Linked DNA regions of Homo sapiens: regions 2 and 3 are each linked to region 1. Evidence: read pairs that join two places in POLR2A ChIA-PET (ENCODE). Cell type or tissue: K562. All regions are shown on one strand. Region 1 overlaps ARVCF (ARVCF delta catenin family member). Region 2 overlaps TANGO2 (transport and golgi organization 2 homolog). Region 3 overlaps TANGO2 (transport and golgi organization 2 homolog).

Region 1 (2,500 bases):
GAGCAAACTTGGGGTGGGAGAGCAGGGCTGACTGTCATCCACCTCAGCTTCCCCAAGCTCAGCTTGGGGTCATCAGACACACTGTGACCATGGATTTCCCAAAAACTGGTCCCTCCACCTCTGAGGGCCAGACCCTGGGGGCCACACCAGGGCCGTAGGACAGGCAGGGGCCTAGTTGCCCAGGTAGCAGGTGTGTGGGAGACCTGCCTCCCACCACAGAGGGTCTTGGCTGGTCTCTCCTCTGCTCAGTTTCCCTGCCTGTTACTGAACCCAGCACTGCTCTGAGCAGAGGACAAACTGCCTATGCCTCCCCCCACCTCAATGCTGAGAGGGGGAGGATCCCGTTTTCCTTAGAGATCTCCTCCAGCATCCATTAGTGGGCAGGGCCTGTCTCTATCCCTCCCATCACGTGCGCCTCGGAGGCAGAGAAGACTTCCATTAAAGCTCCGGAAGCTCCTTTGCAGGTCCCGGGAGTCAGAGCCGGCGTAGGGGGTGTGGAGGGGAGAGGAGGAACCCTCTCAGGGAGCAGAAGGCCTACCCGGGCTTCCCTCTTCAGACTTCAGCCTCCTTCCTGCACAGACAGAAGCCGCTCAGGAAGGCCCTGGCTCTCCACCCGTGTCCCCAGGCACCTGTCCTGGGCGCTGGCCAAGAAGCGTCCATCCGGTCCGGGCCGGTGCCAAGAGGAGGGTCAAACTGCCAGGGGTCCCGACCCCCCCAGGCCCCGCGGATGGGCTCCAGAGACCCTGCGGCCCGCCCTGCATACCCGGGGGCACCGCGCTCACACCGCCACCCGCCCGGCCCTGGCCCCAGCCTGACGCAGCCCAGCCAGGGGCGCAAGACAATAGCTGCCTCGGGCCAGCGGCTCCGCGGAACAAAAGCGGGTCCTCCCGGGCAGGCCGACGCCCCGCCCTCTGCCTCCGACCCCGGGCCAGGGTCCCCCCAAGCCAACTTCCCTCCAACCTGTCTGAGTTCGGCCGGCATCGGGCCGGGACTCGGGGGGCGCTGGCCAGCAGCGGGGGAGGCGGTGGCTGGACCAGGCTCGGCTCCGGCGCCTCGGCCGCTCGGGCTCAGGCTCGGCGGACTCGCTCCCCGCGGGGGCGGATCTGGCGGCGGTCACGGCGAGCAGCCAATCGGGCGGGGCCGCGCCCAGGTGGGGCGTGGCGGGGGCCGGGGTGGGCGTGGCGGGCGGGGGGCGGGCAATGTGAGGTCCCGCCCCCCAGAGACAGGGGGCGGGGCCCTGCAGCCCCGGGTCGCCCCCTGTCCCCCCACTTCCCACCACCTCCCCCCACCCACTGCCGGCCTGGACTTCTGCTCCCTCCCCCTCCCTGCGGCAGGGGTGTCACTTTCCCGCCGAAAGACTTTGGCCAAGTCCTTCCCAGGCCTCGGTTTGGCCTCGGTTTATGACCACACTTCAGTCCGCCTGCAAAGGGGGAAACAGTTCCGGCAGGGCAGGTGCCCGTGCTGCGATGCACAGAGCACAAGGCCTCCCTCACTGGCACAAACCTGGCTGCGACTCAGTTTCACCTGCCATGAAATGGGGGCCGATGAGACAGTAGTCACGGCTCTGTGAGATCTCTCCAGTCTCCCAGATCCCCCCTCACCCTCCTGCCCAGCCGCCACTCTGAATGGGCCTGCGAAGAACTGTCCCCACAGAGTTCGATGGGGACCTGGAAAAGGGCCCTGCAGGGGACCCCCACTTTGTATCTTGGGTTCTCCCCATCGAGGCACAGAAGCCCCGAATGCACCCCCACTGCTCCCCCAGGCCAGCCTCAATGTGGGCCACACCCTAGGGAATCTAGTTCTGCTGCAGTGAAAAATGGGAGGGGAAGGGCCAGGCTGGAGCCACCTTCTTATGTCAAACCCCACAAAGGCCAAGCCAATGGCTCCAGCATCACGAACAGGGAAACAGGTTCTGAGATTAAATGAGCTGAGACCAACCCAGGGAGACTCAGTGGGTCTGGCAAGAGAAAGGGCTCGGGCCCAGGCCTCCCACTGGCTTCTCCGCAGACCCCTCAGAAAACAGCCTCCGCAGGGACCACTCCCTGCTGCCCTGAGCGCCATATACAGAGGCCACTCGGCTAGCATGCTCAAGATTCTAGGTACCCACCATGTGCCCCTCTGAGCCTCAGTTCCCCCACCTGCAGAGGGGTGAGCTACCCTACCACTGGCTGGACCCCTGTATCTTGCATCTAGGGCCAACCTGCCTGGAACCCCTGGAGCAGAGCGCAGAAGACCAGACACTGCGCCAAAAACGCGCCCGCATCTTATCTTTAAGCTGGCTCCATCTTCTCAACTGCACCAGCAGCTAGTGCCCCAGCCACCTATCCACCTAAGACGAGCCCAAGGCAAGTTCCCTGATGGCACCCCTCCCCACTGGGTGGGCGTCAGCCCTGTTTCAGCTGGCTGTCTAGAGGAGGGGCCCCTTCCTGCTGGAAGATGAAGGGCAGGTAGCCAGGACCCTGGAGCAGCCCAGTGAGTGCAGCAGCACTCCCCCTAGCCT
Region 2 (2,500 bases), 54 kb after region 1:
TGGATCTCAGGCCAGAGTACCTCCTATCTGTCACCAAACTGTCCCCCAGACAGTGCACACACTCACCCCCCGGCAGAACACACTCACCCCCCGAGATGATGCACATACCCCCCGGACAGTACACGCACTCACCCTGCCTAGCAGCGTGGGTGTCAGGTGGTGATGGATAATTAGTGGTTTCAGTTATTGGAACAAAATAAAGCCGAGGTGACTTGCCATCCTCAGGGACCTCACCGTGGTGGGTGCATCCCTGTCTCTCTGGACGTGGGGCGCAGATAGGCTTCTACCCATGTGCAGCCCCACCAGTGATGACTGAGAGAGCTACTTCCTCCTCCCTTTGGGGCTTGATCTGGGTGCTCAGCATGCTGGCTTGTCCCTGAATTATGTATTCAATGAAATCCCTGGCAAACCACCAGCAATTCAGCTAAACATGACTGCTGGAACAAAAATAACCTGGCAATTAATGTTCCTGAGTTATTAGGCAAACATATATAATTGCTCCTTGTTTAAAAACAGACAGCTGAACATCTTAGGACAAAAGTCCATGCTCAGTCAGCTTTTCTTCCTACTTTTCTCCCCTTTATTTTCCCTTTGTAAGAGCATTATGTCAGAATCAGCACCCGAAGCCAACAGCCCCAGCCTGGTTTGGGGCTGGACTGGGATGAGGTGTCCCTGGCTCCCCCGACCCCTGTTCACCTGCAGGGCTGTGGGACGTGGAAGCAGAGGAGGAAGGTATTTAAGAGAGAATGCTGAGCAGAACCACATGGAGCTTGACCCCACCCATAGGGTGGAGGAGCTGTCATCCCAGACCCTGGCACATCCCCACCATAGCACTCAGGGACTGCGGTGTTCCCCCTTCTCCTGCCCGCTGGCCAGGACACAACCAATGGGCACCTACAGGACTGGCCCATCCAGGTCTGGGGCAAGTGCACTGCCTTCTACTAGCACTGTCCAGCCCAGGGAAGGTGGGCTCTCCTGCCATCCCTGCTGCAGAGGTTGGGGGGCACTTCTGCCCAGAAGGGACATGGAGACTTGGGCTGGGTCTGGGTTGAAACATGGCAGTTAGAGGTACAAAGGCTGAGGCTCATCAGGGACAGAGACCACCTCCCCCTACCCCAGGCAGCACATCCCTGAGACCTGGTGCAGCCCTGGGGCCAGCTGGGTGTCAGACCAGGCTGAATGGGGCACCCTGGAGGTGGTAAGGCTTCCATAGCAGACCCCAAGGGCTCTAGGGCATGGCACAGTCCCTGGCAATGACCAAAAGCATTTCCCCAGTTCTGCTGGCAAGAAGCTTCAGGGGCAGGCACTGAGTGGGGGGCACACATGTGCACACAGGTGTGAATGCCTCCAAGGGCATGAATGGTGGGTGCTAGCACCATGTACTTTTTTGTTTGAAATGGAGTTTCGTTCTGTCGCCCAGGCTAGAGTGCAGTGGCACGATCTCAGCTCCCTGCAACCTCCGCCTCCCGGGTTCAAGCAATTCTCTGCCTCAACCTCTCGAGCAGCTGGGATTACAGGCGCCCGCCACCACACCCGGCTAATTTTTTTTTTTTTTTTTTGAGACGGAGTCTTGCTCTGTCACTCAGGCTGGAGTACAGTAGCATGATCTCGGCTCACTGCAAACTCTGCCTCCCGGGTTCACACCATTGTCCTGCCTCAGCCTCCCGAGTAGCTGGGACTACAGGCGCCCGCCACCACACCTGGCTAATTTTTTGTATTTTTAGTAGAGACGGGGTTTTACCGTGTTAGCCAGGATGGTCTCGATCTCTTGACCTCGTGATCCTCCCACCTTGGCCTCTCAAAGTGCTGGGATTACAGGCGTGAGCCACCGGGCCCGGCCTAATTTTTGTATTTTTAATAGAGATGGGGTTTCACCATCTTGGCCAGGCTGGTCTTGAACTCCTGACCTCATGATCCACCCACCTCGGCCTCGCAAAATGCTGGGATTACAGGCATGAGCCACCGTACCCAGCTGTGAGCACCACTTTCACTCCCAATTTTATGAATGTCTGTTATTTCACATTTAATCAGGAGCAAATGTTGTTTTATGAAATTGATGTGCAATGATCAATATGGAAATTATTTTTAAACACTTGTCGGGCTCTCACCACTGCAACTTGGTTTCAGACTCAGATTGTGATGGCAGGACAGCTGAGCTCTGCTCCTTGGAGCTGCCTCTCCGGCACAAGTGCTCAGGGGGTCTTCAGCCATCACTTTTTTTTTTTTTTTAGAGACAGGGCTTCTCTGTTCCCCAGGTTGGAGTGCAATGGTGCAGTCACAGTTCACTGCAGCCTCAAACTCCTGGGCTCAAATGATCCTGCTGCCTCAGCCTCCCCAGTAGTTGGGAATACAGGCATGCACCACCACACCTGACTAATTTTTGTATTTTTTTTTTGTAGATATGGGGTCTTACTTTCTTGCCCAAGCTGGTCTCAAAACTCCTAGCCTCAAGTGATCCTCCCACTTTGGCCTCCCAAACTGCTGGGATTACAGGTGTCAT
Region 3 (2,500 bases), 78 kb after region 1:
CGGCACCATGGCACTAGGCCTGCAGGCTGTACCCTTGGGTGGTGGCTGCTGGCCAGCCTTTCCTGCCTGGGGCTGGCTGGCCCATTGGCAGGTGCAGGGTGTCATTTCCTTCAGCCCCTCCTCTGTCATAGGCTCATCTTCCTGTGTGTGAGGGGAAGGCAAGTGCCAACTCCACTCCCTGGCAGGCCGCATAGCCGCTGGGTCCCACCCCACGGGGTGCACTGCGTATGTGTCTGCCCTGGGAACCAGCCTGTGCTGGGGCTGTTGGGGGATCCAGGGCCACCCTCCGTCTGCAAAGCCCACGGCAGAGAGGGTTGGAGGAGAGGAGAGTGTGCTGAATGTTTGCTTCAGGTGGGCTGGCATGGCCTGGGCAGTGGAAGAGAGGGCACAGGAGGGAAGCCTTCCAGACAGAGGAGGCCTGGGCCCCAAGTGGTCAACAGCTTGACCTCTTGGAAGAACCAAGCATGGCTGTGTCTGGGAACCTGGGCCTCCAAAGGGGAAGTGTGTGGTCAGCCCGCAGGCTGCCCTATGCCTTGGCTCATGCTACACGGGGAGAGCAGGGCAGGGTGGGGTGGTTCCCAGTGAAGGTGGCAGGACTCAGCAAGTGTGGGCCTGTGGAGCCAGCCAAGAGCTCACACGCCACTGATGGCCCCTCATCATCCCCAAGACTGAGGCTGCTGCTCTCTGTGACTTGGCACAGCCTCCAGGCATGGGGTTCCTAACTCTACCTGCCTGCATTCTTGCCCTATTTGTGGCTGTGACAGGCAGGGCAGGGCTGAGGGACACCAGGTGAACGAGGGCCCCTGCTCTCTTTCAGAACCAACACTATCATCCTGGTAGATGCGGACGGCCACGTGACCTTCACTGAGCGTAGCATGATGGACAAGGACCTCTCCCACTGGGAGACCAGAACCTATGAGTTCACACTGCAGAGCTAACCCCACCTCTGGGCCTGGCCAGTGGGCTCCTGGGGGGCCCTGCCTTGAGGGGCACTGTGGACAGGAAACCTTCCTTTGCCATACTGCATTGCACTGCCCGTGGCTTGGCCAGCATCCCCCGGATCAGGGCCCTGTGGTTTGCGTGTTACCCATCTGTGTCCCCATGCCCAGTTCAGGGTCTGCCTTTATGCCAGTGAGGAGCAGCAGAGTCTGATACTAGGTCTAGGACCGGCCGAGGTATACCATGAACATGTGGATACACCTGAGCCCACTCTTGCACATGTACACAGGCACTCACATGGCACACACATACACTCCTGCGTGTGCACAAGCACACACATGCAAGCCATATACATGGACACCGACACAGGCACATGTACGTGCACAGGTGTGCTACACATGTGCACACATGCACAGTTGCACAGACACACACACACAGGTGCACACACACGATGCCGAACAAGGCAGAAGGGCGACTCTCACCTCTCATGTGCTTCTGGCCAGTAGGTCTTTGTTCTGGTCCAACGACAGGAGTAGGCTTGTATTTAAAAGCGGCCCCTCCTCTCCTGTGGCCACAGAACACAGGCGTGCTTGGACTCTTGACAAGCAGACCTGCTCCTGCAGAGGAGACAGCCACATTTGGAATTGGGCACCGAGAAGACCTGAGAAAAACCCACTCTCTCTTTTTTTTTTTTTTGAGACGGAGTCTTGCTCTGTCACCCAGGCTGGAGTGCAGTGGCACGATCTCGGCTCACTGCAACCTCCGCCTCCCAAGTTCAAGCAATTCTCCTGCCCCAGCCTCCTGATTAGCTGGGATTACAGGCGTGTGCCACCATGCCCAGCTAATTTTTGTGTTTTTAGTAGAGACGGGGTTTCACCATGTTGGTCAGGCTGGTCTTGAACTCCTGACGTGGTGATCCACCTGCCTCGGCCTCCCAAAGTGCTGGGATTACAGGCGTGAGCCACCACGCCTGGCCGAAAAACCCACTCTCATAACAGAAGTGCAGACTCATTGCTAGATTCAGTGCCCTTGAGTGTGCCAGAGGTCCTCTGTGTTTGAGACAATCCTGTGTGTGCCAGGAGGCTCCGTGTGCACCAGGGGCTCTCAGAATCCCGCTTACCCAGCTGGAGACCATGCCTCTGGCAGCCCCATCTCAGCCAGCCCTGCTCTCTCCCTCTTCCCTCCAGGTGAGGCAAACTTCATAGGAATCTGTACCTGAATGTGAGCTCCTGATAATAAAACTCTGAGGCTTTGGTGAGCGCATTTCGAGGCCTTTCCCTTGTATGCAGGGTGCCAGTGGGAGCTGCTATGTCTCCTGTGCAGCCAGACACCCTGGACGAGGCCCTTCCCACCTCCCCCTTTCCTCACGGCTTCTTCAGCACCACATGTGGATGCCTGTGGGTCAGTCCATCTGTCCATGGGCAGGGGCCGCTGTGAGAGACCCCATGCGCGTGGGATGTGGTAGATGCTGATTATGGGGCCAGCCACCCATACAGGTCTATCAGGTCGCAATGGAGGCCCCACTGGAGCGGGAGGCAGGCTGGCCTGGACTTCTGTTGGA

The links. ChIA-PET counts read pairs that join two places held together with the same protein. Peaks named below come from ENCODE experiments on the same cell type or tissue, not always from the same donor. Only the 100,000 strongest peaks of a DNase experiment are listed, where the experiment ranks them.
Region 2: POLR2A ChIA-PET joins it to region 1 with 6 read pairs; 6 of 35 experiments call an interaction of 5 or more read pairs at or near these places.
Region 3: POLR2A ChIA-PET joins it to region 1 with 5 read pairs; 8 of 35 experiments call an interaction of 5 or more read pairs at or near these places.

Annotation. Positions count from the first base shown.
Region 1 is chr22:19,986,113-19,988,612 of GRCh38, forward strand. The region is part of intron 3 of ARVCF (ARVCF delta catenin family member); the gene reads right to left. Among named protein-coding and RNA genes, the nearest start is that of MIR4761, 24 kb to the left of the region's middle. RefSeq lists an enhancer at 1-430 and a silencer at 789-1,228. In K562, a CTCF peak has its summit at 946; DNase peaks (open chromatin) are centred at 442 and 1,149; H3K4me3 peaks cover 970 bases.
Region 2 is chr22:20,039,772-20,042,271 of GRCh38, forward strand. All of the region lies in intron 2 of TANGO2 (transport and golgi organization 2 homolog), which reads left to right. Among named protein-coding and RNA genes, the nearest start is that of MIR185, 7.9 kb to the left of the region's middle. In K562, no CTCF peak of the experiment used is centred here; no DNase peak of the experiment used is centred here.
Region 3 is chr22:20,063,725-20,066,224 of GRCh38, forward strand. It overlaps TANGO2 (transport and golgi organization 2 homolog), which reads left to right. Exons shown (of 9, transcript NM_152906.7): 9 at 818-2,500. The coding sequence ends at 938. Among named protein-coding and RNA genes, the nearest start is that of DGCR8, 15 kb to the right of the region's middle. RefSeq lists an enhancer at 2,384-2,500. In K562, no CTCF peak of the experiment used is centred here; no DNase peak of the experiment used is centred here.